Linked DNA regions of Homo sapiens: all the other regions are linked to region 4. The links are chromatin loops, found by intact Hi-C in ENCODE. Cell type or tissue: psoas muscle. All regions are shown on one strand.

Region 1 (4,000 bases), 660 kb after region 4:
TGACAGATTCTAACAGAAGCCAGCAGAGAAGGCTTTCCAGAGGAGACCTTTGAGCCAGGCCTGGGAGGAAAGCATGAGACATACATTTCAGGCTGGAGAATGGGCTTGAGCCCTGGCAGAAAGCTGAGAGAGTAGGTAATGTGCCTTGTAAATGGTGAGTTGCCCCAGGAGGTCAGAGTTACCATGTTTGTGAATGGCCAGGAACAGGATGGAAATGTTTTCCAAAATTTCTGCCAATAAAGGTCTCCTGGGGAGTTTGCTAAAAGCACAGATTCCCAGGCCCCTCACCTGCTGATTCAGACCCAGTGTGCATACCACAGATCTGGAAGATGGATCTGAAAAGATAGGAAGGACCAGTTTAATTAGAGCCTTGATGGAGACCAGCCTGGGCAACGTAGACCTTTCTACAAAAAATCATCCAGGCACGGTGGCACAGGCCCCACATGCCTATAGTCCCAGCTACTCGGGAGGCTGAGGTGTGAGGATCTCTTGAATCTGGGAGGTTGAGGTCGCAGTGAGCCGTGGTCACGCCACTGCACTCCAGCCTGGGTGGCAGAGCAGGACCCCATCTCACACACTCAAAAAAAGAGGCTTGAATGTCATTCCGTATTTTGATTTTATTTGACTTGTTATTCCAGAGCATCAGACGATATTTTTAACTAGGTGTTTTGTGCAGACCTAGAAGATTCACATGGCAAATGATGTTCAGGTGGGTCTAGGTCAGTGATTTCTAATGTGAGGTCCAGGACAGCTAGGGGTCCATGAAGACCTGAATGGGTTGCCTGAAACTATTTTATGTGCTTAAAAAATTCCAACACAAGTTATGCATTTATCCTTCCTAAGTTTTAAAATAGTTTAAACAGTTTTCTCTTTAATATGGAACTGTATTAACATAATATGGTGAATGGATGAATTCAGGCTGCACAGTGCAGTGGTTAAAAGCATGGACTTTGAAGACAGATCTGGATTTTAGATTTGTACCACCACTTTCAAGCTGCAAGATCTTGAGCAAGTTACTGCACTGCTGTGATCCAGTTTTCCTGTATATAAAGTGGGGGTAATAGTGGTACCCAGCTCATAGGATTGAGATGAGGATTACATGAGAGGATCCTCGTACAGTGCCTAGTAGAAAGAAAATGTTCAAAAATGTTATTAATACCAGGAAAGAGAGATGGAAAAGGAAAAATAAAATAAAATTTAAAAACCACAAAAATGTTATCAATATTAAGCTGTCTCATGGAAAAATAATTATATATGACTACAGGTAATTTTGTTTGGTAGCAAAACTCAGGAAATAGTAATAACGCAGGAGGCTTGAAGGTGAAAAACTTGCAGAGGCTTCTCAAAGGACTTGCTTGGACACAGCATCTACAGCAGAGAGCAAAGACATGCCTTTTTTTTAGCTCCTCCCAGCCCAGGATACATGCTCCTTAGGGGACCCTTAGACTTAAGCTCTGCCTCTGAAGTGTGATTTACCCTGGAAATGATTCTAACGGAAAATAGTAGAAAACTGCTTTCCAGGAGAAGAATCAAAGGAGAGTATGTATTTACTTTGGGCGATTTTCCCATTGTACTGGTTATATTGCCAAGAAGTTAAAAATAGTGGTGATAAGCAGTCTCTGAATTGGTCCCTCCTGAGGTGGCAAGGGTCAACTGAAAGTAGGATCATTCCTCCGGGGCCCTGAGACCTATCCCCCTTGAACTCTGTTTTGAGAGCCCCTGGTGGAGCATCTGTGGGCTGCTGTCCTGGGATCTGCATATACTACCTGAGTTTCCCTCCTGTCTTATCAATTCCTCAGACTTGTTCTTGGCCTCTGTTAAGCCAACCGATTTTAGATGGCCTCATCCTTTAAATATGCTATTTATAACCACTAATTTATGTTTTCATGATACTTCATGTAGCAGCTGGCCTTTGTGCCACCGTAAGAAAGGAATAATGAAATACGTGGTATTTATATGGGTGGCTATAGTGTTTGTCATTTCGTATATGGATTGCTATTGTAGGAAGCATGAAAAATTGCAAAGGGTATTTTTTTCTCTTAAAGATAAGCTCCAGTGTATTAAATATTCATCTGCTGTGTAAGGACACTATACCATTTTTTTTTGTTTCTTCATCCTTATTTTCTCATGGAAATATATTCAGATGTCTACAATATATATTGTTCTCATAAAATGCTTCTCACTGCAACTGGTCCCCTGAGCAAGACTTAACATCTTCATCAACAGCTGTTACAAAATATGCTAATGTGCATGCCCTTCAGCCTATAGGGTCACATCTAAATAACACCACTGAAGCACACTTGAGAACTTGAACCCTGGCAAGCCTTGACTTTGAGCTGCAGGGTGAGATGTTGAGGATCGGTGTCCCAAAGAACCTTTGCCCTTTTAAAGGCATCGTTCCTCTCCCCAGCTGCCTCATTTTCAAAGGCAACGTTTTGTGTCTTGCATTTTATTGTTTGGCTGAGCTGAAGATACAGGGAGGACAGATGACCCAGGCCTCTCTGCTAAAGATGTAGCCAGTAAAGCTAAGATTCCCAATGGGGGCCACCTCCAGGAGCAGTGGAGGAAAGTGAGCGATGTGTCATAGGTTATGGGGAGACTGCCCCTCTGCTGGGAATTATTAGTCAAGTAGGGCTAGCAGCTCTGCAGAAGTCCAGAAGTGGAGTGGGTGGGGACCAGTGAGTGTTAATACCCCACATCTGAGCAGTGTATTCTCCTTTAATAAATTTACTTCCGGATCCCTGCAGAGGGGTGGTTCTTAGGGTGTGGGCCTGGATTAGCAGAATCAGCATCACCTGGGTTCTTATTTGAAATGCAAATACAGACCTACTGAACTCTGGGGGTGGGGCCAACAGTCTGGCTTAGCAGGCTCTCCAGGTCATTGTGACACATGCCAGGGCTGAGAACCATTGCCCCAGAAGCACTTAGGCCTCTCATTGGGCTCTCCTGTTCCTAGCAAGATCACAAGGATGGCATAGCCCACCCACCGTGTGCCCCTGGATGGGTGTAGGGCTGTGGAGGACACCGGAGAAGCAAGAACTTGATTTCTGCCCTGAAAGCCAAGTGTGCCAGCTGCCCGTGGGGCAGGTCTGGTGTAGTTTTGATGATCAGAGTGAGTATGAGCCAGCATGTCGCCAAGTCCTGGAGCCTGGAAAGAGGGCGGGCTTAAATCAGACAATAGCAAATTCAAATCCTGCCTTTGCTAGTGACCAGCTGAACAATCTGACCAAATTGTGTAACCTAAGTCTTACTGTCGTCACCTGTAAAGTAAGGCGGTAACATCTACCAGAAACGACTATTGTGAGGAATGGAAAGTATGGTATCTAGAGGGTGCCCAGTAAACATTTGTTTTTAAAACGAAGAGTGAGGATATGAAACTGTAAAAGGATGTGTCTGTGCACTATCCAGCCCCAATTACGCTTCCATTTGCTTTCATTCAAGGTTGATCCAAATGGCTCTGCTTTACCTAACTAAGCATTAACAACCACTTCTCTTTTGACTGCTAGTGCTGGTATTGGTATATTGATATAATCATGGCTGTATATTTGGAGCACTTACAATGTGCCAGGATTGTGCTGAAAAATACACATATATGCTCTTTTTATATTTTCATAATGGTTTTATGAGAGAAGTATGGCAGGCAAAATAGCGAAGTCCATACCCCAATCCCTAGAGCCTGGCAATCTGTTACCTTGCATGGAAAGCGACCTTGCACATGCGATTCAGTTAGGACCTTGAGTTGGGAGATGATCCTGGATTAACTAGGCGAGCTCAGTGTAATTACAGGTCCTTATAAGAGGCGGGCAGGAGAGTCAGAGTGAAAGAAGGAGATTTAATGACAAAAGCACAGGACACACAAACAGGAAGAGAAAGATTTGAAGACGCTACACTGCTGGCTTTGAAAGTGGAAGAAAGGGCAAAGAGAATGCAGGTGGCCTGCAGAAAGTAGAAAACGCAAGAAAACAGATTTCTCCCTACAGCTTTCAGAAGAAATACAAGC
Region 2 (4,000 bases), 210 kb after region 4:
ATTTTCTCTTTTTCCAAAGATGTAGAAGTGAAAGATCAAACTGTCGTTGCCTCTTTGAGTTCCTCCCTCATTCTCTTGGCTCATTAGAAAAAAAAAACTTTTCATGGCACTATTCACTATTAAAAGGTTGTCCCCAGCCCTGCATCTTCTAGTCCCCCCATCCTCCATCATGAATTATGTACATGTTTTTAGAATGAAAATTATAACAAAGCAAGGTGGATTTTAATTTATATTTACATGTATTGTGAGTTTCCTTTTGATGTTTCTCCCCTATCAACTTACTAGATCTTCTTGGCCAGAGATGAATTAAAAGTGAAATTAAAGTATATGTGATGATGATGATGATGATGATGATGTTCATGATATGGGCTTCTCGAAGTTGGGGTGAGGCTTAGGAGACAAATATTTTGTAAAAATGTTCAGAGTCAAGGTCAGAGTGAGAGAGCAAGTATTATGTAAAAGCTACATGTTAGTGAGTTGTAATTCAGTGCATAAGACACCGGAATCTGTCTTATCATACATCTTAATTTAAACATTTCTTTTCCCAGGGGACCACAGAGTACATAGTGCATGAATAAATAAATGCCATGACTTATTTTGGAGTCCCCAGTCATAATATAATTATATGCATTGCAAATTTTCATATGCTACTTTTAGTTTCTAGGGTTTCTTAAAACAATTATTAAACTGCATTGCAGGAAGAGATCTACCTCGATTCAGCTATGAAAATGGAATCGGAGAAGCTAGTCACATTAGACAGCAGAATCCTTCCACTGTGAGCTTGATCACATCAGAGAAATGGTGATTACAGTTTACATGGAGTTATACTAATTACTGGCCTGGCTCAACGAGCCTAGAAAAACCAGATATAGACAGAGTTGTGACTCTCTCTTATTGTCTTGTCTTGCTGGGTTTTAGAGACCATTCCTCTTCTCAAATCATTGGTAGCTCCTAATCCCACCAGAGGAAAATAATACATTTTTTCCTCCTTAAGAACAGCTTTTTCTTTCTGTGGGTCACCAAGATCCATTTGCTAAATAACTCTTGAAGTCTAAAAAATTGTCTCTGAGTAGTCAGAAGAGGTGAATTCAACCTTGCGAAGTTATCTAAAATCATCATCCTCCTTAAGCCTTTTCTCTTTATGCAGTGTATAAGTCCTACCCACATGGGGTAATTTGTCGTCTTCTGCTCTCTCTCTAGCTTTGATTTCCACATTTCATTCAATTTCTCTTTATTAAGAAAATATAAGAGAGATGCAGGATAGTGGAGCAGTTAAATGCACTGGCTTGCAACCACACAGACCTGGGTTTGAGTCCTATATTTTCTACTGCCTACGTATTTACCAGCTGTGTGACCCTTGGTAAGTTACTTAACCTCTCTGTGCTGCAGCTTTCGCATGTAAAAAGGTGATAGTAATAATTCTTATCTTAGTGGGTTGTTGTGAGGACTGCAGGAGATACTGCATATAAAGAGTCCAGCAGAGTGCCCATGTGATTCTAATAAATATTATCAATTATCATATCAAAAGCATCTCACTACAGTACATCTACTCAGCTTGTAATTCTCAGTCCAATCAAATTAAGAAATCTGGAAAACAATCGATCTTTGCACTAACATGATTTGGGTGCTGAATTATTCTCTTTCATTTTCTCATGTTAAGGAAAATCCATAATTTTCTGAACAGACGTACCCTTCTCTCCCATATCCTCCAGTCTCATGTACACTAAATTTGCTGCGTTTGTGGTGGCTGTACTCTCTTAAGACCAGATGAAAAGGAATTGAGCAGCAAAGCAGGGTTTGTGGTTGTTTTTTGTTTGTTTGTTTTGTTTTTTGCCTATCCAAATACAGTGACTTATTTTCTCTCTCTAAGTATTTTGGGTCCTAGGTGAAGGCTCAAGCTCTGGGCACATGAGGTCCCCAGGAGACTGGTGATGATCAATCATCATTGACATTCTTTCCACTTAAACCAGGAGCTCAGAACTTTAAACACATTGTAAAGAGTCTACATTGGTCCAATTAGGCTTCAGCTCTAAAGTAACCTGATAGTGCTGTATGGGAGAGATAACTGTGGCTAATAGGCCTGAGTGTGCAAGATAGGGGCCAGCCTCCTAAGGCAAAGTGTGGGAGAGGCAGACTCATGAATGAAGGTCGTGGACAAGGATGGCACTCCAGCGACTGTGGCCAGCAGGTGGGGCCACAGCCCATCTCCACCAGCCAGGTGCATCTCCCTGGATGCTTTCTGGCTGCTTTCTTTGATTTTCATTTTTATTTTAGAACTTGATTTCTCCTCCCTCCTTTTTTTATTGTTGCTACGAAATTTATTTTATGTTGCCATGAAGATTTTTTTCCTTTTCTTTCTTCATTCCCGTTCAATTCACTCCACACATATTTGAGTGTCTACTATGCACCAGGCACTGATTCAGGTACTGCCACTATAGGATTGACTAAGACTCATGGGGTCTCTGTGTTTTGGGTGCTGACATTTAGAGATGTAAGACAGTGCTTCCCAAACATCAGTGTGTGTTAAAACCACCTGGGGTCTGTGAAAATGCAGATTCCAATTCAGGAAGTCTGAGGAGGAGCTACAGACCATCGCTCTTAGGTCTAAGAAATAAGCTCCTCAGTAATGCAGGTGCTGCTGGCCCAAGCCCCATCCTTCACATAACAAGAACGTGAGGAAATGCTGTTCCCTTTCCTCCTCTAAATGACTGGCTGAGTGTCCTCATTTGTGTTAGCAGAGTTTAACAACATCACAGACTTGATCTTTCCTATGAGACCATCAGCTTTGTTCTGTGACCCTGACCTAGGCCACCTTTCACCCAAACATCTGAGGGGTACAGGGGAAATGAGTGGGAGGATATAGATAAATGACTGGCTGCCCCGCCCCCCAGCTTTCCGTCCTGGCCAAATCCTGTGTCATACTGTGAGTGGGACCACTGAGGACTCATTGTATGCACAGGACAGCTCCTGACTCCTAGATAGATGGTAATAGTACTTTAAACACACAGAATGATATAGCTCCTCTCTGGTAACTGGGGTGCCATTTACTAATTTGCTGCTCTTACATGACTAATTTAACTCTAGTTGCTACTCAGTCATCAGGGAGTCACTTATTCACAAAGCAGAATCAGGCTAAATAAATATTAGGAAGCTGGGAAAAGAGGCAGATGAAAGTAGAGAGTGAGAGTTAGCTTTTAATGCAGGCTAGAAACTTGCTGGGGTTTAAGGCAGATCCTCATTTAGTGCATAAATGCAGATTCTTCGTCTGTTTTTAAGTCCCGCTGACCCTAAATGAATAGAATCCTGTAGCAGACAGCAGCGACCTTCTCTTCTAATAAGAATCACATTCCAACAGAATGTACGTTTCCAATTACTATGCAAAAACAATGGCAGAATTACTTAAAAATGTACAGCCCCCTAAGGGCTCTGTATGCTGTAGTCCATGTGAATCTATCATTTGCATGCAACTATTGTGGGGAACAACCGAATCCTCCATCACAGGCTATTTAATCAAGTGAGAAGCCCCTAAATTTCTTTGCAAAGATTCACAAATTCTGGAGCTAAATATGCAATTGGTAATGTATTCTGGCTGTCTGCACGCAGGCTTCCTTGTTTCATTCTGAATGGCATGGTGTTTGCGTTGACATTTAGATGATGGGTCATCTTGGATTTCTCCTGTTCACAGCTGGAACCTTAGTGGCATCTCCCATTAGTAATCACTGTGCTTTTTTCCCCCTAGTGACTGACCGTTTACAAACTAAGAAGAGGAAAAATTGTATATTTGGGTACTGACTATAGAAAGAAAATAAACTAACAGCACAGTTGGAAAGGTGCCTAGGGTTACTTTCTGTGGATAACTGAAGATCCAGTGGAAGTAAAGGACTCAGATCATGTGTTTCCCCCACCCTTACCCACCAGCTTCAGTGGCCAACTTGTTATTGGAGAGTTAAGTGAAAATAGTCTGTAAGGACAGACTCCAGGATTAACCACAGCCACTAAT
Region 3 (4,000 bases), 1.3 Mb after region 4:
TCATTCGCCAACAATGACATGAACCACTTCCTTGCTGACTCAGTTAATAGTTTTCAAATACCAGAAGAACATTTCTTCCACTTTTTATGTTATTCACAATGGGAGCACTGGATATGATGTACTGTTAAGTTTAATCTGCATTATTATAATTTTCATCAGTTTTTTTTTTTGTGTTTTTTTTTTGAGGCAGAGTCTCGCCCTGTTGCCCAGGCTGGAGTGCAGTGGTGTGATCTCGGCTCACTGCAACCTCCGCCTCCTGGGTAGCTAGGATTACAGGCACCTGTCACCAAGCTTGGCTAATTTTTGTGTTTTTAGTAGAGACAGGGTTTCACCATGTTGGTCAGGCTGGTCTCGAACTCCTGACCTCGTGATCTGCCCACCTCGGCCTCCCAAAGCGCTGGGATTACAGGTGTGAGCCACCACACCTGGTCTTTTTTTTTTTTTTTTTTTAAGACACAGGGTCTCACTCTGTTGTCCAGGCTGGAATGCAGTGGTACAATCATAGCTCACTGCACCCTCAAACTCCTGGCTCCAACAATCTTCCCACCTCACCTTCCCAAGTAGCTGGGACTACAAGCACATGCCACTACACCTGGCTAATTGTTTTATTTCCTGTAGAGACAGGGTCTATGTTGCCCAGGCTGGTCTCGAACACCTGGCCTCAAGTGATCCTCCTGCCTCAGCCTCTCAAAGTATTGGGATTACAGGCATGAGCCACTGCATTGGGCCATCACCTTCCTGCCTCAGCCTCTCAAAGTATTGGGATTACAGGCATGAGCCACTGCATTGGGCCATCACTTTTTAAATCTAGACAATAAAGCAAAATAATAAATCAAACCCTGATCTGTAACATTTGCCAATTTCTGTGGTGTAAATAATCCCACCAATGGCCATTTTCAAGCCACCCGACCCGCTCTTTCACAGAATACAGAGTAGGGAAGGGATGCACAGCATGGTATAGTATTTCCACCTTCAGATATAAGGATAATTGATGTAGACAACCTGAAGAACATTGATAACAGTAAAATAATCATTAAAAAGTAGTTAATTTTTTATGTCAGGAATGCATCAGTTAATGTGTAATAACAGATTTAATAACTAGCCTTAATAACAAAATTCCTGACATTTTAGCACTCAGCTCTTGCAACCTGGTATGAGCCTTCTCCTAAACACCATGGCCTCTGTCCCAGTTTGCCAAGCGCCCATCTAATGGGATCAGTGAAAAATTCATAGTATACAGTCATTTTTTTTAAAGAAAAAGTATTAGGGAATAGAATTTCCAGAGAAGGTAAGACACGTATCAGAAATAAAAGCACAAGGCGTTTTGAAAAGCTAGGTGAAATAAGGGAGGAACACTGGAGAGATGTCTTTGAGACAGTAGGAATTGAAACAAAAGGTGGATATGTAGGGACTCTGTGTCAGGAAATCGAGAATGTGTGACATTGTTTTGTTTGTCCCACAATGAAGAAGATACATATAAGTAAGAGGGCACTGGACTTAAAATCAGGACAAGAGATTGAGTCCCAGCCATGGGACCTTGGACAAGTCATTTAACATTCTAAACTTCATTTTTGTTTTTGGCAAATCAGAAAACTCGAATCAATCTCTGGTTCTTAACAAAAGGAAGTCAAAGTCTTCGGGGAGCTTTTAAAAAATATTTACTATAAAAATGACAATTGTGGCCAGGTACGGTGGCTCACGCCTGTAAATCCGAGCACTTTGGGAGGCCGAGGCAGGCGAATCACGGGGTCAAGAGATCTAGACCATGCTAGCCAACATGGTGAAACCCTGTCTCTACTAAAAATACAAAAATTAGCTCGGTGTGGTGGTGCACGCCTGTAGTCCCAGCTACTCGGGAGGCTGAGGCAGGAGAATCACTTGAACCCAGGAGGCAGAGGTTGCAGTGACCCGAGGTAATGCCACTGCACTCCAGCCTGGTGACGGACCAAGACTCCGTCTCAAAAAAAAAAAAATGACAATTTTTTTCTTTTTTGACTTATAAAAATGGGAATTTCTCATTGTTCAAACTACTATGTATGCCTGGACGACATCGCCAAAAGTTTCTGGTTTGATATATAGTTCTGGTTTGATATATCTAAGGTGTATCTTTTAAAAGCTCTGTGGGTGTTTCTGATGCATCACCTATATGTCAACTGCTGTACCTGATAATCTCTCAAAGTCTTTCAGCACCAAAGGCCTGTTTGTTTTATTCTAATTTTCTATTTGCAATAGCTGCATGGTAATCTGCTGCCACTAGGTGGTGGTAGTGCGCCACAGTCACACTAAACGTATACTACCTGAAATGTATCATGGTGGCTCTCTGGCTCAAGCTCACCATGTTTGTAAATGAACATCTCCATGTATTTTAACATCCATAAAAAGTGAACTTTTATGACAGCCAAGTAATTTGTTAGCTTATCTTTTAGAAATAACAAAATTGCCAAATTATGTACTTGATACCTTTCCCAGCTCACAACTTCAGCACTTTTTTTTTACGCCTCCTCAGTTCCACCCAAAACTCCATGCCCTAGTTTTGTGCTTCCCCTGCTCTCTGTATGACCTCCAATCCCTGGAATTCATCTCTCAGCTCACTCACTTCCTAATCCTTTTGCAGGATTTCTCCCCAATCAGACAAAATCTATCTCTGTACTTAGAAACACACTACTTCTACCTTGAGGTAGGAAGGTACCTACCACACTTTCTACTTTTCTTCTTCCTCTTTCTAATCCTTCTTCCTCTTATGTGTTATTTAACTCTTAGTATCTTATCTGTTTAATTTTCCAAACCCTTAATCCTCTGAGAACCCCGCCCCCCAAGGAATACTGAAAAGAAGAGGTTTTTAAAAAGAAAAAGAAGCAACCCAAACCCTCATTCTTCCTGAAATGCAAAGTTCAGTATTCGTCTGAGTCATGGAGGTTTACTCACCCTGTTTCTCCCTTCTCAGCTCTCACCTTATAACCCCACTTCACCTCTCGCATCTGATATTTGATAGTTCTCCTTGTGGGTATGACTCTGTTGACTTAATCCAAAAGAAAGATCGCCTTTCTGGTTCTTAGCTATGCCACTCCCAGAACTTTTCAGCAGGCATTTGTTCAGCTGACTTAGTTGAGGTATAAATGATGCTGTAGAGAATAAGGTGTGTCTGCTTGCGTGCCTGCTTTCCCCAAATCCTCAAAACTGAGACTTCCAAATAAGGGTAATCCTCTTCCAAGCAGATAGTGTGGAAGCTGGACATTGGTTCGAGCCACAGTGCCACTGCTCAAAGAACATACGGAATGCTTCATGAGTTTGCCTTGCAACTTATGGCATAATTACACAGACATCTTTAATGATAGTTATTCTGTGCCCTTGCAGTAAGTTTCATTGTTTGTTTGTTTGTTTGTTTGTTTGTTTAAATGAGCTAGAGTGATTTAGAAATAAGGTGAAGCAAATGGGGCAGAATACTTCTGGTCAGAAATGAGGAAAAATGATGGACTCATGAGACTGATTTTCTTATGTGACTCCTAATCCAGATCAGGAGGCAACTCCAGAGAGAGATTTTTGTAAAATGTCTGGGCGGTAGGAAGCTGGGTCAGCTAAAGGTGCTAAAGTGAGGGAAAACACTAATTTCAGAGTAGATTGCTCTTGCTACTTTATTCTGCATAACTTGTTTTTTACACTGCCTAATTTAATGGTTGCCCCATATGAGAACAACTAAGGAGGAATTCTTTTGACACACAAGAGAAGCAGAAAAACAAAACAAGATGACAGTGTAAGTTCTGGAGTTAAACTATGTGAAGTCATATCCTGGCTTTACCCCATGCTACAGCGAGGACTCTGAGCAAGTCACTACACCTCTCTAAGCCTCTGTTTTTTCAGCCTTAAAACCAGGGGAATGATAGGATTTGCCCAATATTGCCCTTGTCACAAGTGAATGACACAATCCACATAAAGCATAGAGTGCCTAGTATGAAGTCAGTGCTGTTTTAATGGTATTTGGGATTTGTTTTAATCAGGTACC
Region 4 (4,000 bases):
TGCTGTTCAGAAAAATTTCCAAGGTTTCTGTGATTTGTTATGAACTGAAGGTCGTTCCCTAGACTGGATCATAGGAGGCACTGAAGCCTGCCTACCAGTCAACGTGGAAGCAGATGTCTGCTGGCAATCCTGAAGCAGGGGAAAGAAAATTCAGGAGAAAAATTCACTTGGCTTGCTTGGTGAGTTTCATTTTGCATCCCTCCAGGCTGTCTTTTTCTGATCTTCCACTAGAGGGCGCCCAGCCACCAGCTGTGCCCGTGCTCCAAGGAAGCCTCTCCCTTCTGATCCTGCCCTTTGGGCTCCGGTGTGGGGTCCCAGGAGAGAGTCCTGGCCAATCACAGACTCGGGAGGATTCCAGCTCCAACCCCGAAACAGGCTACCCCCCGACTTCCTGGACAGGGTGGCCACAGTGAGAGCCCTTCACTTCAGGAGTGGGATTTCAGAGACCGCAGTGAGGGTTTTTCATTTATGATCGTTTATGTCTCTTCCATTCAAAAGGGTGCTGCGAGGATGGGGTTCTGGGGCTATATTTCCTGAACCCCAGCTGTCAGACCCTGCAAAGCCCTGTGTCTTTGCTGGAACAATAGACTGGAATATTTGAAACCAGAACTCCAGAAAATCCAGGACAGATGGCTTCCGTGATCGGGGCAAGCTCTGTGTCACAGAGCCCCCGGGCCTCCCTGCCCTGGCCAGAGTAACTCCTGCACTGGCACTCTGTGGCTGAGGGGGGTTACTGTCGGCTCAAAATGCCAGTGAGCAGGTCACTGGTTCATGGTTTGTCGGTGGCCCGCTCTCAGCGTGCACTGTAACCCCCAAGTTGAGCAGGGGGGTGTGATATGTCTGGTCCACCTAACCGGCACCTACCCCATTCTGTTTCCTCCTAGCTCTGTGTTTAAGGACCTCGTTTTGTGCAACCTGCCCCTCTGTGAATGTCTTCTGACACCGTGGAACATTCGATGAGAATAACCCGGAGCCACATTCCCACCGCACTTTAAAAGCCTTACAGGGTGCTTTTGCACACGGGATGCCCCTACAACCGTAAGGCAGGGGCAGGAAGAATGACCCTCGCCCCTCACGTCACAGATCAGAACAGAAAGGCTCAGAGCAAGTAAGTCCTGCAATTAGGACTCGAACTCACATCAGATTCAGCAGGGGTTGCTCGTACTTCCTCAGGTCTTTGCAGCAGCAGGAATTTGGGTTTGACTTTAGAGAAAACCTTCTGAGCCCCTGACCTTCAAACACATGGGTGCGTTTTAGGAGATTGTGACGCTGCCTTCAGATACTCTTCATAAAACGGCAGCGACGTGTGTTCCCTGAATGGGTTGAAGGGCGTCCTTCCTTGAGGCAGGAGGATGAACTGGATAAACCTGGGGGTGATTTCTAACCACACTGTTTTGGAGAACAAAGCACCCAGAAATAGATGAATCGGTCCCTTTAAACAGAAGAACACTTGTGTACAATTGTATGGAAAGCAGGCAATTTCCAGTTCAGTTAAGAACTACTGTAGGGCCTTTGAAGAGGTGCTCCTAAAAGGTGCTATGATGGATTTAAAAATTGTGTGCGGCTTGTGAGCTCATTGTTCCAGAGCCCGGCCTCTGTCCCGCGGGAAGCGTGCAGTTCTCTCGCTGGCCACAGGGTGGCGGAGTGACTTAAGCTTCGTGCCTCTTTCAATCTCGGGACAGAAAGCTCAGCTTCTGCCAAAGTGAGCAAAATGGAGCATCCAAGAGTTTGTTTAGAGTGGTGTGGACTTCATGTTTGTGAAAACTCTAAATGTCAGTGCTGGGAGGTGGTGAGGAAAGGGGATACTGGATTCTGAAGTAGAGGGGGCTTTTCCAAGGAGCATTGAGTGGCCAAAGTCAAATCCACCCATAGGGCCAGGCATGGTGGCATGCGCCTGTAGTACTAGCACTCTGGGAGGCTGAGGCAGGAGGATCACTTAAGGACAGGAGGCTGAGGCTGCAGTGAGCCGAGTTCGCGCCACTGCACTCCAGCCTGGGTGACAGCGCAAGACCCTGTCTCTTAAAGCAAAGAAATGATCACGATGACCTCATTAGCTGGCAGATGCTGAGTGAGCTCTGTCCCTTGGAGGCTCACCTTTGGAAACTGCAAAACCACTGCCACTTCCCCCATCTCTATCTGAATTTCCTTTTATAGATTGTTGGTCCTCATTTTTTTGCTCTTTTTTTTTTTTAATAAAAGGAGTGGTTTAAGTGTTTGTATACATTTTGGAGGAAATAATGTCTGATGAGGCAATGGTTCATTATTGAACCCCATATTTGGATATATGTTTCTAATGTGCATGCTGTATTTAGGGTTATGGTGAGAGAAAAGATTTAAATTTGGGAATAGTTTGGACCTTCTTGGGTGTGCATGCGCTGCACGGGCACACACACACACACGCACAAAGACAACACAGCTAGACCTGAAGGAGTGTGTGAGCCATGGTTAGAGACACTGAGGACCTTACCAAGTTCCCGGGTTAGGTAGAAAGGGTAGGATCCAGGATAGATCCCACTGTTGCCCATGTAGAAGCTCTGGGCTCTCATCTCTTACACTTCTGCCTAAACCCTTGGCGCCGCCGTATAAAGACAGTAGAAGTTTAAATGGCATAGTGAGATTAGCAGAAGGAAGGTTGAATTGCAACATGGGTACAGTTTTGAAGCACATCTTGGGGGATAGAAAAGCCTGTAATATTTTTTGTAGAAGTAATTAATATTCACTTTCTCAAACTTGAGATCATAGACTTGTGTGGTATGTGTGTGCCTGCAAGTGTCTGCGTATGAGACACACACAAAAAACACACACCATGAAATTGCTGATAATGCTTCAGAACAGAGTGCCCATCTTTAAATTTTTTCTTCCTTCAATATTTGCTTTTTCATCGACATTGATGACATTCATTTATTAATCTTTCCTAGACATTTATAGATCACCTACTGTGTGCCAGGCAATTAAGATGAAACAGAGTCATGCTGATGTTTAGAAAAAGACAGATCCCTGGGAATCCATTCTTTTTTGATAGGGAAAAGCAGGGCTCTACATTTGGCTGAGAATGTGGCTCCAGGATAGGCAGGCTGGGTTTGAAACCCAGCCCAGGCTCTTCCTATTATTCAGCTTCCTCCTCCTAAAATACGGATAATAGTATTACCCACATCAACACATTGTCGTCAGAACTAAATGAACTAACATAATGGGCTCTCCACAGTACACCCAGAAAGAAATCAAGAAACATGTAGCTCAAGGAATATATTATTCCTCTTTCTTTATCAACCAAAGCGTTCCATAATCCTCTTCTAACAAATATCTATCACGTGCTCATAGACCAGTTACTGTAGGGAATAAAGATGAGCTGGACAGTTGTTTCTGCTCAGGGAGCTGGGAAGAGCTGGGAGACATGTCACTGTGGCCACCAGGGAAGGGGTAGGTGGTGACAAAGCTCAGAGGTGAACCTGTGGCTCTGGGTCTACGAAGATGAGGGAGACGTGGCTGTGGCCTCCGGCTCAGATCGGGCTGCCTGGCTGGGAGCACTGTTCACCTGAGATACAGCTCCTAGGTCTTTTTAGAAACTGCAATCCAATACCTGAAGGACGGCATGACCTTCAGAGACACAGAAGGACTGTGCCTCTGTCAAGAGGATTCTAGGGCATAGGGCAGTTGTCTTTAGAGCTGACCTGAGCCCTCATTTGTAGGAGCTCCCTGAGCTGTGGAGGCCTGTGTCATTCTTCGGGGCCTGGTGATTAAGACAGGTCCATGCTGGTGCCTAGGGGTGCAAAGGAGGCCTGCCCAGGTACTATCTGCTCATCGTAGCTGGGGCTTCCTGGAGCTGTGCCTTACCCCAGGTTCTTGCCGCTTGATTGATGAAGGTGTGTGGAGGGGAAACTGTATTTATTAATAGCTCCCCAAGCCTCGAGTTCCCTGGGGGAGGATGAGTGAACGCTGGACTCTCGGCAGAGGTGGGGCAGTGCCCCAGGGGAGGCTCTGAAAGACTGAAAGCCAAGAC
Region 5 (4,000 bases), 890 kb after region 4:
TGTCTACCTCTTTCCACACAGACACAGCAACAATCTGATTTCTCTATCTTTTCCCCACATTTCCCCCTTTTCTATTCGACAAAACCGCCATCGTCATCATGGCCCGTTCTCAATGAGCTGTTGGGTACACCTCCCAGACGGGGTGGCGGCTGGGCAGAGGGGCTCCTCACTTCCCAGAAGGGGCTGGCCGGGTGGGGGCTGACCCCCCCACCTCCCTCCCGGACAGGGCGGCTGGCCGGTCGGGGGCTGGCCCCCCACCTCCCTCCCGGACGGGGCGGCTGGCCGGGCGGGGGCTGGCCCCCCACCTCCCTCCCGGAAGGGGCGGCTGCCGGACGGAGGGGCTCCTCACTTCTCAGAGAGGGCGGCGGGGCAGAGACGCTCCTCACCTCCCAGACGGGGTCGGGGCCGGGCAGAGGCGCTCCTCACATCCCAGACGGGGCGGCGGGGCAGAGGCGCTCCCCACATCTCAGACGATGGGCGGCCAGGCAGAGACGCTCCTCACTTCCTAGACGGGATGGTGGCCGGGAAGAGGTGCTCCTCACTTCCCAGACTGGGCAGCCGGGCAGAGGGGCTCCTCACATCCCAGACGATGGGCAGCCAGGCAGAGACGCTCCTCACTTCCCAGACGGGGTGGCGGCTGGGCAGAGGCTGCAATCTGGGCACTTTGGGAAGCCAAGGCAGGCGGCTGGGAGGTGGAGGTTGTAGCTACCCGAGATCACGCCACTGCACTCCAGCCTGGGCAACATTGAGCACTGAGTGAATGAGACTCCGTCTGCAATCCCGGCAACTCGGGAGGCCGAAGCTGGCAGATCACTCCCGGTTAGGAGCTGGAGACCAGCCCGGCCAACAAAGCGAAACCCCGTCTCCACCAAAAAAATACGAAAACCAGTCAGGCGTGGCGGCGCGCGCCTGCAATCGCAGGCACTCGGCAGGCTGAGGCAGAAGAATCAGGCAGGGAGGTTGCAGTGAGCAGAGATGGCGGCAGTACAGTCCCGCTTCGGCTCGTCATCAGAGGGAGACCCTGGAAAGAGAGGGAGAGGGAGACCGTGGGGAGAAGGAGGGAGAGAGAGGGAGAGGGAGAGGGAGTCGGAGTCATTTTGGTTTTATTCATCCATGCAATTGCAGCTGCTCTCCCATGGGACATAGGACACTCAGGGTGGGGGACGCTGTGCGGAATCACCCTCAGCACACCCGCTGATCCTGGCTCATTATCTTTGATTCAGAAAGGTGCACTTGGCTTCACTCTCCCCTTGGAATGCATCTTCTTCCTGGAGGTTCCTTGGTTTCTCCTGCATATAACCCACCTGAGTGCTAGAGTGAGCCCAGCCTGAACTCAGGGTGGGGAACCTGGTACATTCCTGACTCGTCAGTCTGCCCAGCTGCTGGGAGAACTTATGAGCATCATCACCTGTGTGAAAAAGTCAGGGAATAGATTCTGCCTCATAGATTAAAAGCTAGGTTGATAGGTTAGCTTGCTTCTGGCTCTTCTGGCCAATTAAGTGATCCTGGCTTTCCCACAAACAGAAGTGACCTCTCGATTTCAGGTCTCATCATGTGCACTGGGATAGACAAGCATATGTACCATTGTGAGTTGCCTTGGGTTTGCCAAAAAAGTGCCCCTTGAGTGAACCAATTATTTTCCCTTTTCCAAAGTACAGTTTTGTCTGCAATCCTTTATTTCTAACACTACTTCTGAATGGAACATATTGTTATGCATGGCAGGGATGGGGAGCAAATGGGAGGAATTTGGAGAAAGAGCCGTTTTCCTCCCCTAATGGTGAAAAGTATTTTTTCTAACAAGCACTGTTCTCGGTAGTTGTAGCCTGGAGAGCCTTATCCTTTCCATCATCTTCTTGTCTGCAGCAGCCATGATATAACAACGTTTCCCCTGACGGGAGCTCATGCAAGCCACTGTGTCCTGGAAGAGAGCCAACCTGGTATGCTGGCCAGTTGGCACCACTTGCCTCCATGCAAGAAGCCAGCACTGTGCCTTGTCCCCAGAGATATCAGCCCTGTAATGTCCAGCTCGTGCCAACAGGAACCGTGGAATACATATTTTCCTTTAAAAAGAGAGATGAGAGTTCCTGTTCTTTCCCATGATTTGTGCAGTTTATGTGATCATGAGTTTGGATTTTCAGAGAGAGGGTGGGGAGGGAAATTATATTTTATAGGTTATCTATATGGGGTGGTCCAGCCCCATATTGCTGGATTTGCTGGGTATATTAAACTATAGCCTTCCTCCTCTCTGCTCTTAAGCCAATCAGCTCCTAGCTTTCTCTGCTCTAAAACCAAAGTGGGCTGTTTGTTTTTGTTTCAATCTTTCATTTTGCTCCTATCGGGCATCTGTTATATCTCTGAGCTGTGGACCCTATGGAAACCTTGATATGTCTGCATGCTCCACCTGGTGCTATGCCTAGGTCAGTCAGTGGGAAGTCAGACCACGTTGGGCATGCAGCATCTCAACCACAGGAGTCTGGGGTGCAGTTTTAAGTGTCACTCTTGTTGCTGACATTTTTCTATCCTTCTGCAGGGACGATTATTGGAAATGGTGTATTGCCCTCTGGGAATATGGGAAGCATCAGACAGGAATTCTGGGCCATGCTGCTTTTTTTTTTTTTTTTTTTTGGAGTACAGTGGTATGATCTCAGCTCACTGCAACCTCTGCCCCTTTTGCTCAAGCAGTCCTCTCACCTCAGCCTCCTAAGTAGCTGAGATCACAGATGCTTGCCACCACACCTGGCCATTTTTTTCTTTTTTGTATTTGTGGTAGAGATGGGGTTTCACTATGTTGCCCAAGCTGGTCTTGAACTCCTGAGCTCAGGTGATCCACTTGCCTTAGCCTCCCAAAGTGCTGGGATTACAGGCTTGAGCCACCGCATCTCGCTCCGTGCTGCTTATTGTATACGGTTTTCTGTTTTTTACCACCTGTAACTCCACCCATTAAGGCAGTTTGTGCAGAGTCCCTGGCCCTTAGTACGGTGTTCACTGTGGCCAACTGGGTCTAGACCAGTGGTTCTAGCTCTAGTTGCATGGGAGGATCTTCCTGGGGCTTTTAAATTATACTGATGCCCATGCTCCATCTCAGACCAGTTACATCAGACTTCCCAGGTGGGACCAGGGTGGCCTGGGCCTCAGGAATTTTTAAAGCTCCCCAGGTGCTTTTCATCTTCAGTGCATGTTACTGTTCTTCGGTTTATACAAATTCTTTGACAGATGGACAACTCATATGAGAGCATATGTGTGATTTTTCCTGTCATGATAATGGACGACTGACTGACTATGGCAAAAGGCCTCCATTTTATGGTTTGTTTAGTTAATAGAAGTGATATATTTATGCTCATTTATGCTCTCATCTGGTCCCCTTTGACCCATTACTCACTTTTTTTTTTTTTTTTTTTTTTTTGGAGATGGAGTCTGGCTCTGTCACCCATGTTGGAGTGCAGTGGCATGATCTCGGGTCACTGCAACCTCTGCCTCCCAGGTTCAAGCAATTCTCCTGCCTCAGCCTCCCGAGTAGCTGGGATTACAGGCACACGCTACCACGCCTGGCTAATTTTTTGTATTTTAGTAGTGATGGGGTTTCACCGTGTTGCCCAGGCTGGTCTTGAACTCCTGAGCTCAGGCAATCCCCCCACCTCAGCCTCCCAAAGTGCTGGGATTACAGGCATGAGCCACCATGCCCAGCCGACCCATTACTCACTTTTGCGAAATAGCTGGCTGAGGTTAAAGATGTCATCCTTGGAGAATAGAACTGAATGCGGGTCCACATTGGGCCAAGACCTTCTGTCTTATGCTCATTAGTACAGTCCTCTAAAACAGTGGCTGAACCTTCACATTGAAAATGTAATCCTCTCAAAACCCTGATCAAGAAATAACATCTCTTTTTAAGTATGACCTTGATACAGCAAAGAACAAGAGTGCCTCAGAAGAGTGACTACAAGAGCCAGAACAAGATTGAATAGAATCAGAATTGACGTTCCTAAGCTAACTTTAAAAGTGA
Region 6 (4,000 bases), 300 kb after region 4:
TGAGGAGTAACAGAGTAAGGACATGCAAGGTGGGGGGTTGGGTACATGGAGCTTGGCGCATATTTGTGGAATTTCATCAGCTATGGAACAGCTGTAGAGGAGGGACAAGGAATAAGTCCCTTGGTTTTCCTCTTTGAAACCCTGACTTTTTTCTCCTTCCTTTGAGATTCCGCTCATCCTAGATGGTAGCCTTAGGCATGATGCTCCTGAGGTAGGCTGTCATCTGGAAATGAAGGGGGCCAATTTTCAAAGTGGCTAAGAGTCTGGAGTCAGATCACCTTAGCTTGCCATTCACTAACTGGGTGAGCCCAGGAAGTCACTTTATCTACTTAATCCTTCATTTTTTCATCTGTATAAGGAGAACGATTATGTTCTTATAGTGAAGATTGAATGAGATGATGCTTAGCATAGTCCTAGCACAAGGAAAGTGTTTTACAAATTACTTCTGATTATAACTAAATGTATTCAGCAACAGAGCTAAGTCAAGAGGACAGAAGCCACTTTATATATTTCAAACAAAAGGACGGAACACAGGGAATCGGGCGCTTTCAGAAGCTTTGTAAGGACCAGCTGGATAAGTTGAAACAAGGGGTCAGCCACTGGCTTTCAGCTTTACCACCAAGCTGTGATTCTGAGAATCAGGAAGCTATCACCACCTCCCAGGGGTCAAGAAACTGCAGAAAACCTCTACAGGCGGTGTTCACAGGTGGCCCTGTAACCCCTGCCAGTCAGAGGAACATGGATGCGACTGATAACATGCGGCTAAAGCCATGTGTTCACCCGCCCTGCCTGAGGAACAATGGCTTCTACTTCTACCACTCATATGAGTGCATCTTGCGGGGAGAACTGCAACCGTATCAGGAACCCTGCTGGCACAGGAGTCTGAACAATGCAGTTCCCAGCCATCATTCCCCTGAGACACTGGGAGGGCATAAGGGGGTGGTAAAGATGCACTTGTCAACAAGTGATACCCAGCACTCAGAGGATGTGCCTGGATCAGAAATTCCAACAATGGACCGAAAGGCATCGTTCTATTTCCCTCCATGCTCCATCACTGACACCCCCAGGGGACTGTGGCTCTCTTCCTTTGAGCTTCAGTGGAACTTGAATCTGAGCCTCCAGTCGATTGGAGGTCCTTACTTGGCTGCTCTAGGGTGTCTGGCTGAACTCAGGGAGTGTCCACTGTCACGTTCAGTGCCCCTCCCTGCCACAGAAAGGTCAGTTTCTTTGTGTCATCTATGCCAAATACATTTACAGTGTTTTGGATCCAGCTACACAAACTTTGGACTGGAAGGGAGACAGTTTTAGCTCTCAGAATGCTCTAGCAACATATGATTCTCCTCCACAAAGTGCCTCCCATATGTCTGGGCAGATTTCCCACGCTTCTCTTTCCTGTGAAGCAGTTTAAGTTGACCGAGAGGCAGCAGCATGGTGCTCCTGTCTTAAACCAGCCACCCTTTGGCTATGGGACCCTGAAAAAGTTGCTTCCCATTTGGGGGCCTTGATGGTTGCAAGCACAAAATTTGAGTGTTAAGTTAAATGTTCTCTGGGCTCTCTTCCAGTCTTGATAATGCATTGTTATTGGAGGCAGTGGGGTGTTGTGGTTAGAGCATAGGGTGGCTCACAGTCAGGGCTAAGGAAACCTCTGGCATTATGATTATTATCTTCACTCACTCTGTTGCTGCCTAAACCCCCATCCTTCCACCTTGGTAAGGACCCTTGGGTCAGAGTCCACAAGAAAACCACCTTACCTAGAGTCTACCTTGCCACCGTCAGCACCCAGTTCAGACACTGCCCGTACGCATAGATGTCTTTGCTGAGGGCTGGGGTACCAAGGCGATACTGGGCACATCCATGTTAGGACAGAGACATGTCATGGCTCATTTTCGCCTTTGCGGCCCTCTTTGTTTGTAAGACGCTTGTTGTCTGAAGGCAGCTAAATTTAGCCATATTTTGTCAGCTAGAATGTACGCACTGAAGAGAAGGCTAGCAAATCTTAGCCATGTCACACTTTATTAGTCATGCGAGCCCTTAAAAGCGCGCTAGAAGAACCACTTCTTGGGATTGGTGCTAGCAGTGCTGAGAAATGCTGCACGGACTGTTTTGGGATTTACATCAAGAAGCAAGATGGAGGGAAAGCGTGAAATCTCCTAAACAATGAGTGGTTTGTTTTTTTTTTTAACTTTCTTGCAAAATTGACAAATGGGATATTCAAATGAGGAGAGAATGTATGGAGTGGGATAGTGTTCATGTGGCCTCTTTCTCTGACATGCCGTCTTAACCTACCCTCCCCACCAACACCTCCATTTGAATTCAGAAATACAGTTTAGTTGCTGGTACTGGGTTAACTATGTAAGATACAAGTGGAGAGAGAAACTAATCTTTGTTGAGTATCTACTTTGATATAGGTGCTTTATGTTCATCACTTCTTTTCATTTTAAAAATGATGCAATAAGGTGAGTAGTGTGACTCTCATTTATTAAACAAGAAACTGAAAGTAAGGTGAATAACAAGAGCCAGGTTGTAAATCCAGTTTGCCTAAATTTAAAGGCCATATTCTTTCCACAACAAGGGTCAGGGTAAGGACATTGAGGAATTCAACTTAACGGTGACTGAAATGGACCCCTCTCTGCCTTGATATTAGCTTCCTTTTTCAGTGTGCATGGCTCTGTCAGTGCTGTGCAATTTCAGCCCGCAAGGCTCAAGGGTCAGGATATATGTTCAAGCAAAAGCTGCACATCTCCAGCTCTCAAATAGTCTCCATGGGGTTTGGCCCAGGTTGGTTTGGCAGTTGCTGAACAAAATCTCCCGTCTGTAAAAAGAGACATGTGTCTGCTCTTCCATAAGGCCCACAAAATGAAAAGGCAAACCCCTCTGCTATCCAGGGGAAAAAGGAACTCTCTACAGCTTTTGTTCATCTGCGATTCTATGGCAGGTTGACAATTTCAACCCTCTCCTTAACAAACCCTTCCTGTAAAATTTCTGGAGTTTCTAAATAAAGATAAATGCTTAATTCAATATGACAAGATGCCTCCAAGCATCCTGCAAAGAACAATGGCTTCCGTGTCCCGACCCCACCACATCTCCCGTTTCCTGGGAATTCAAGGCTCAATAAAAACACCAGTCTGGATTGTCTGAGGCCTTTTCTCTCATCTAGAAAAGCATAATGAGATTCACTACCCTCTGTGAATGGCATCTCAGAATGTTAGTGATAGGAGGAGCCATGGAGCTATAAAAATTAAGTCCATGGAAGTGAAATGATCCATGCAAGGTTTGACTGCTAATTAGTGACAGAGCCTGGGTTATACCCAGGCCTTCTGACTTGAAGGTCAACAGGTAACAGCATGGTAAAATTGAAGAAGGAAGCCTCTACCCTAAACTCTACCTCTTTACAAGCTACATGACCTCAGGAAACTCTCAACCTCTCTGAGTCTCCATTTATTTATCCAAAACAGGATAAAGGGTAGAGAGGATTAGTGATAATCAGGTATCCAGCTACATACCTGTCATGTAGTAGATGCTCAATAAATGGTAGCTAGTATTATTAAGGAGTAAAAACACTGAGGGATGTAGGAGTTCAGGGAAAGAAGATGAGCTTACTAGAGGAGTAAGGAAAGACTGCTTAAAGAAGGGCAATGATTGGCCGGGTGCGGTGGCTCACACCTGTAATCCCAGCACTTTGGGAGGCTGAGGCGGGTGGATCATCTGAGGTCAGGAGTTCGAGGCCAGCCTGACCAATATGGAGAAACCCCATCTCTACTAAAAATACAAAAAATTAGCCAGGCGTGTTGGTGCATGCCTGTGATCCCAGCTACTCAGGAAGGCTGAGGCAGGAGAATCACTTGAACCCTGGAGGCGGAGGTTGTGGAGAGTCAAGATTGTGCCACTGCACTCCAGCCTGGGCAACAAGAGCAAAACTCGGTCCCCCTGCCCCCCAAAAAAGGGGGCAATGATTTAGGCCTTGAAGACCAGAGGATATTTGGATGGGAAGTAAGAACAG
Region 7 (4,000 bases), 130 kb after region 4:
TGGGTTTTTTCCTATATATTTAATCTTTTGCTATTGTAAATTTCTTAACCATTATTTTCTATAACTGGTTATTATGTATGTGAAGGCTATTGATTTCTGTATGAGCACACATTTTTTGATTTAGCAAAACTCTAACCCTCATTCATTACCTTCACTCTCTTCCAGAACAATATAAGAACTTAAGCTTTGATCTCTGCACTGACACTATTCATTTTATTTTTCTCCAGTGTTTAAGTTCCTCTTTGATTTCTTCCCATAAGAGATGAGGGTCTCACTATGTTGCCCAGGTTGGACTTGAATTCCTGGGCTCAAGGGATCCTCACTTCAACCTCCTCAGTAGCTGGGATTGCAGATGCTCACCACTGCTCCTGGCTTTTTCCCACTCTTGTCGTTGTTATTATGATTAGTACTCAATGCTTATTTAGATGTTTCCAAAAGAAATCTAAGTAAGAAAAATCTCATTTGGATATTTTAGAAATATTCAAAAGATATTTGCCAATATCTTTGCCTAGTGTTACTTTTGAAGCCTTTTTATCATTTGAGGTTCACTGTCTTTCTTCTTGAAATACACTTTTAGCAGATCTTTCAAAAAGAATTTGTGTAGTAAACTCTCTCTTTTTCTGAAAACACCATTGTTTTGTGCTCACTCTTGAATGTTGTTTTAGTTAGATAACATACTCTATTGTCTGGAATCCTTTGTTGTGGCAGAAAGTCTTAGCCTAATGTTACTGCTTGTTAATTTCTCTGTTTCTGAATGGCTTTGTTTATAATACTCTATTGTTTTATTGCTATGTGTGTAGAGGTGGGTTTCTTTTAATTTATTTGTCTAAGAATTTTTATGTTCCTGCCATATGAGGACTTCTTTCTTAAATTCTGGAAAATTCTTAAGTATTATCTCTTTGAATATTAACTCTTTTCTATTTTTTCTTTTCCTGTGTTCTGGAATTCCTAATGTACATTTGGACATTATATCTTCCACGTATTTAACCCTTTTTCATATTTTCTCTTTGTGTTGCATTCTGAGCAGTTTCCTTATATCTATTCTTATAATTCACTTAATTTCTCAATGGTTTTGTCTAGTTTTCTGTTCAACTCACCCATTGGATTTTTTTCACTGACTGTATATTTTTATTTCTAGATTTGAAATTTGATTCTTTTAAATCTTTTCTTTTTCTTGCTGCCTTATTTTTACCATGTAATTTTCATTCCTGCTGTTAACTTTCAAACCGGGGCAGATCAAGGTTTTGAAGAATCTGAAGCCTATACACTTTGGAAGTCCCCTCTTTAAGAAAAGTAATAAATCAACCACATACAAAATTAGGTAAAATAGTGAATATTTATTTAGAACAAGGAAAGAAATCACAACAAATTATGGATTCAGAAAGCTGACAAATACCACAAACATTATACAAAATCCAGAAAAATAACAATATACTTTAATAATTAACTGCCTGACACATCTCTGTAGTTGACATCTTCTTCATATGACAAGTTTATAGTATTTTCTAAAGAGAAAATAGAAAGGTAGTTCAGTCTTTTCTATACCATATTTGATCAAAATGTAATTTTTATTTTTTGTGGTTTGGAAAAGTTAGTTTCATTTTCATACATAGTTATTGGCAATATCATAAATTTCTAGAATGGTTGTAAAATTTGGAAAAAGCTCTATCAAGTTTTTTCTATATATAAGCTGTATGAATTGGAACTTTGGGGGGTTCCTGAAGCGTGGAGACCCTCAAGTTGGTGATTACTTGCCCTAAAGATCATCTATCTGCCTTTGATCCCAAACCTACTGGCTGCTGCGTGCAGTTCTGTCTCATGTGGGAGTAGCAAGGATTTTGGCATGTTCTCAGCCTCATGGCTTGTGAGGCAAGCACAAAGGAACAGCCAGTTACCATGCTGCAGTTGTTGCCCAGTATCTTTCTGGGAGCATGTATGGGGTCTGCCTGCCAGGCTGCACACCTGCTCCAGCTTGCTCATCACATGGCCCATGGAGCAGCAATTTCCCTTATATGAGGTGGTTACACACCTGTTTTCTTTAGTCAGGCAAGCAAATACATTCGTGGCATGAGCCAAATTTCTCCTTCAAAGACATGCTTAGAGCACCTATTGCAGGTGACAAGCAGCAACTGCACCTCTGGGGCCAGGATGGGCCCCTGTGGCTGGCAGGGGTAATCTCTCCCCACACCTGTGTGCTTCATACTCAAGCCAAAAGGACATAAAACACATATTAACTACAATCGCTGCTTTGAGGTTGCTTCCTGCCATTTTGGAAGCAGTGTGCCATGGTGGAGGATGTTCTTGTACATGTTTGATGAGTAAGTGGTACATCCTGTCCTTTTAGTCAGGAGGCATAGTTGTGTAGAATTGCAGTGTTGAAAAGACCCTAAATGTCATCCAGTTGAGCCACCCAGGGGACCAGTGTTATTTGGATGGCTGTCTCTGCCTGTCTGCCTTCTGTCTGCTGCATCACAGGAGACAGCTGATGCTGACATCGCAGATTGTGTCTTCCCTGGAATCCCTAGATATCTTAGGGAGAGCAGCAGAGCAGCATTGATGACATAGGCTCCCAGCTACAGCCAACCCCTGCTATGCTAACTGAGAAGAAAAGGAAAAGATCCTGGTTTTATCTAGTGGTTCTTAAAGCTTGATTTGTGTTCAACTTCCTGATTTGATTTTAAATTCCATTCCTTTTCTTTGGTTCTTATTGACAAATGTTGTGTCTGTAGAAAGATTTTATTTTCCCTTTTTTTCATTTCTGTTTCTGTATAGAACTAAGGCTTACTTAGTAGAATCTTAAAAAGTACTCTACTAAAAGTTACTAAAAATTTAGTGTCTTGGACTGAAATTGTTAGTTTATGAAAAGTTGGAGTCAGGACTTTTCTCCTTACAAATAAAGACCTTCTCCGTGTCCCTAGTACATGCCAACTGATTCCCACTCGAGGGGCTTTGCCCTCACTGTTCTATTTGAAGACTTTTGGTCAGTTATGACTATTAGAAATGTCTAAATTTTTTAGAATTAGGGTTAAGGTTAGGGCAAAATCTGTTCCCCATTGTCTTTTCCTTCTTGGCTGATGTTTTTCCGGTAATGCCAATTGCACGGACTCCTGGGCACCCCTTTTAGAGAGAAGAGATAGACATGTATTATTGAAACCTATTTCATCTCCCCAGTGCCTGGAATGTGTGATGTAATTTTACAGTAGGTAAGCTTCCTTCACTTGTTTTTCTGGCATTAATTTTGGACTTTGACCTTCACCGGGAAACGCTAGGCCAGAATTCAACAATTTTAAAAAATTGGTTAAATGCTCTTTGTAAACATCATGTAAATGGCCATATACATAGACTGTATGTCCCAGAGTTTACTTAACCTTCTCCTACTTTGGAATGTTTAGATTTAAATGATTTTCTGTAATTTTTACAGATCCATAAAATAGGAAACTCACTCATACATAATCAAGAGGTGACTGCATTTGCTAGACTTAGTGCAGACCATAAAATATCCCCTGGAATTAAGGCAATTGAAAGCTACAGTCCAAAAAGAGCTTGTTCATGTTTTAGTTTCAAAATCCTAGCCAAGGAACTAGGTAAACAGTTATCAAAAACACAAATGGTATTCAGGGAAAGAAATCTGTAATATAGTTTAAGTATGCATTAAATCTTTTATTAAAATATCTTGGCTTATTAAATGCCATATTTAAGGTCGCTTTCCGAATAGTTTTAATAATGCTTATACTGCAGTGTAGTTTGTGCACCCATTAAAAGAGAGAAATATGTTTACATGGTGTAGTCATAAAACCTATAAACTGCCATTTTGTAAGTGGCTAAGATGTGAATTGCCACAGAAACCCAGACCTGCAGCAGCTGCAAGTACAGGAAATAAGTTTCTAAATGCTGACACCGGTCATGAAACTGATATTTTATTTAGATGTCCTTGCAGCACAGAGCTCTTGGAAATCATGTTTATAGTCTTCGTGCAATAGAAATACAAGCAATGGCGTAT

What was found. Hi-C counts contacts between places; a loop is a spot of excess contacts. Peaks named below come from ENCODE experiments on the same cell type or tissue, not always from the same donor. Only the 100,000 strongest peaks of a DNase experiment are listed, where the experiment ranks them.
Region 1: a loop joins it to region 4, with 5 times the contacts of the local background. A loop is called at or near these places in 27 of 110 quality-filtered maps.
Region 2: a loop joins it to region 4, with 4 times the contacts of the local background. A loop is called at or near these places in 7 of 110 quality-filtered maps.
Region 3: a loop joins it to region 4, with 3 times the contacts of the local background. A loop is called at or near these places in 47 of 110 quality-filtered maps.
Region 5: a loop joins it to region 4, with 4 times the contacts of the local background. A loop is called at or near these places in 2 of 110 quality-filtered maps.
Region 6: it touches region 4 in a loop (2.9-fold over the local background); 8 of 110 quality-filtered maps call a loop at or near these places.
Region 7: a loop joins it to region 4, with 8 times the contacts of the local background. A loop is called at or near these places in 9 of 110 quality-filtered maps.

What each region holds. Positions count from the first base shown.
Region 1 is chr15:61,170,246-61,174,245 of GRCh38, reverse strand. All of the region lies in intron 1 of RORA (RAR related orphan receptor A), which reads left to right. Among named protein-coding and RNA genes, the nearest start is that of RORA, 57 kb to the left of the region's middle. RefSeq lists an enhancer at 213-713. In psoas muscle, no CTCF peak of the experiment used is centred here; no DNase peak of the experiment used is centred here; H3K27ac peaks cover 469 bases.
Region 2 is chr15:61,619,449-61,623,448 of GRCh38, reverse strand. All of the region lies in intron 2 of LOC107984782 (a long non-coding RNA gene), which reads left to right. Among named protein-coding and RNA genes, the nearest start is that of LINC02349, 110 kb to the left of the region's middle. In psoas muscle, a CTCF peak has its summit at 2,165 (motif pointing right); a DNase peak (open chromatin) is centred at 2,188; H3K4me3 peaks cover 55 bases; H3K27ac peaks cover 712 bases.
Region 3 is chr15:60,519,221-60,523,220 of GRCh38, reverse strand. All of the region lies in intron 3 of RORA (RAR related orphan receptor A), which reads left to right. The region is part of intron 3 of RORA-AS1 (RORA antisense RNA 1); the gene reads right to left. Among named protein-coding and RNA genes, the nearest start is that of RORA-AS1, 42 kb to the right of the region's middle. In psoas muscle, a CTCF peak has its summit at 2,257 (motif pointing right); a DNase peak (open chromatin) is centred at 2,270; H3K27ac peaks cover 1,791 bases.
Region 4 is chr15:61,831,916-61,835,915 of GRCh38, reverse strand. It overlaps LOC124903501 (a long non-coding RNA gene), which reads right to left and starts at 1,221. Exons shown (of 3, transcript XR_007064668.1): 1 at 1,139-1,221. RefSeq lists an enhancer at 3,573-4,000. In psoas muscle, CTCF peaks have their summits at 217 (motif pointing right) and 1,624 (motif pointing right); DNase peaks (open chromatin) are centred at 255 and 1,635; H3K4me3 peaks cover 731 bases.
Region 5 is chr15:60,943,320-60,947,319 of GRCh38, reverse strand. The region is part of intron 1 of RORA (RAR related orphan receptor A); the gene reads left to right. Among named protein-coding and RNA genes, the nearest start is that of RORA-AS4, 180 kb to the right of the region's middle. RefSeq lists an enhancer at 1-352 and a silencer at 1,816-2,110. In psoas muscle, no CTCF peak of the experiment used is centred here; a DNase peak (open chromatin) is centred at 1,959.
Region 6 is chr15:61,532,542-61,536,541 of GRCh38, reverse strand. The region is part of intron 3 of LOC107984782 (a long non-coding RNA gene); the gene reads left to right. Among named protein-coding and RNA genes, the nearest start is that of LINC02349, 200 kb to the left of the region's middle. In psoas muscle, no CTCF peak of the experiment used is centred here; no DNase peak of the experiment used is centred here.
Region 7 is chr15:61,700,856-61,704,855 of GRCh38, reverse strand. The region is part of intron 1 of LOC107984782 (a long non-coding RNA gene); the gene reads left to right. Among named protein-coding and RNA genes, the nearest start is that of LINC02349, 27 kb to the left of the region's middle. In psoas muscle, no CTCF peak of the experiment used is centred here; DNase peaks (open chromatin) are centred at 1,935 and 2,455; H3K27ac peaks cover 379 bases.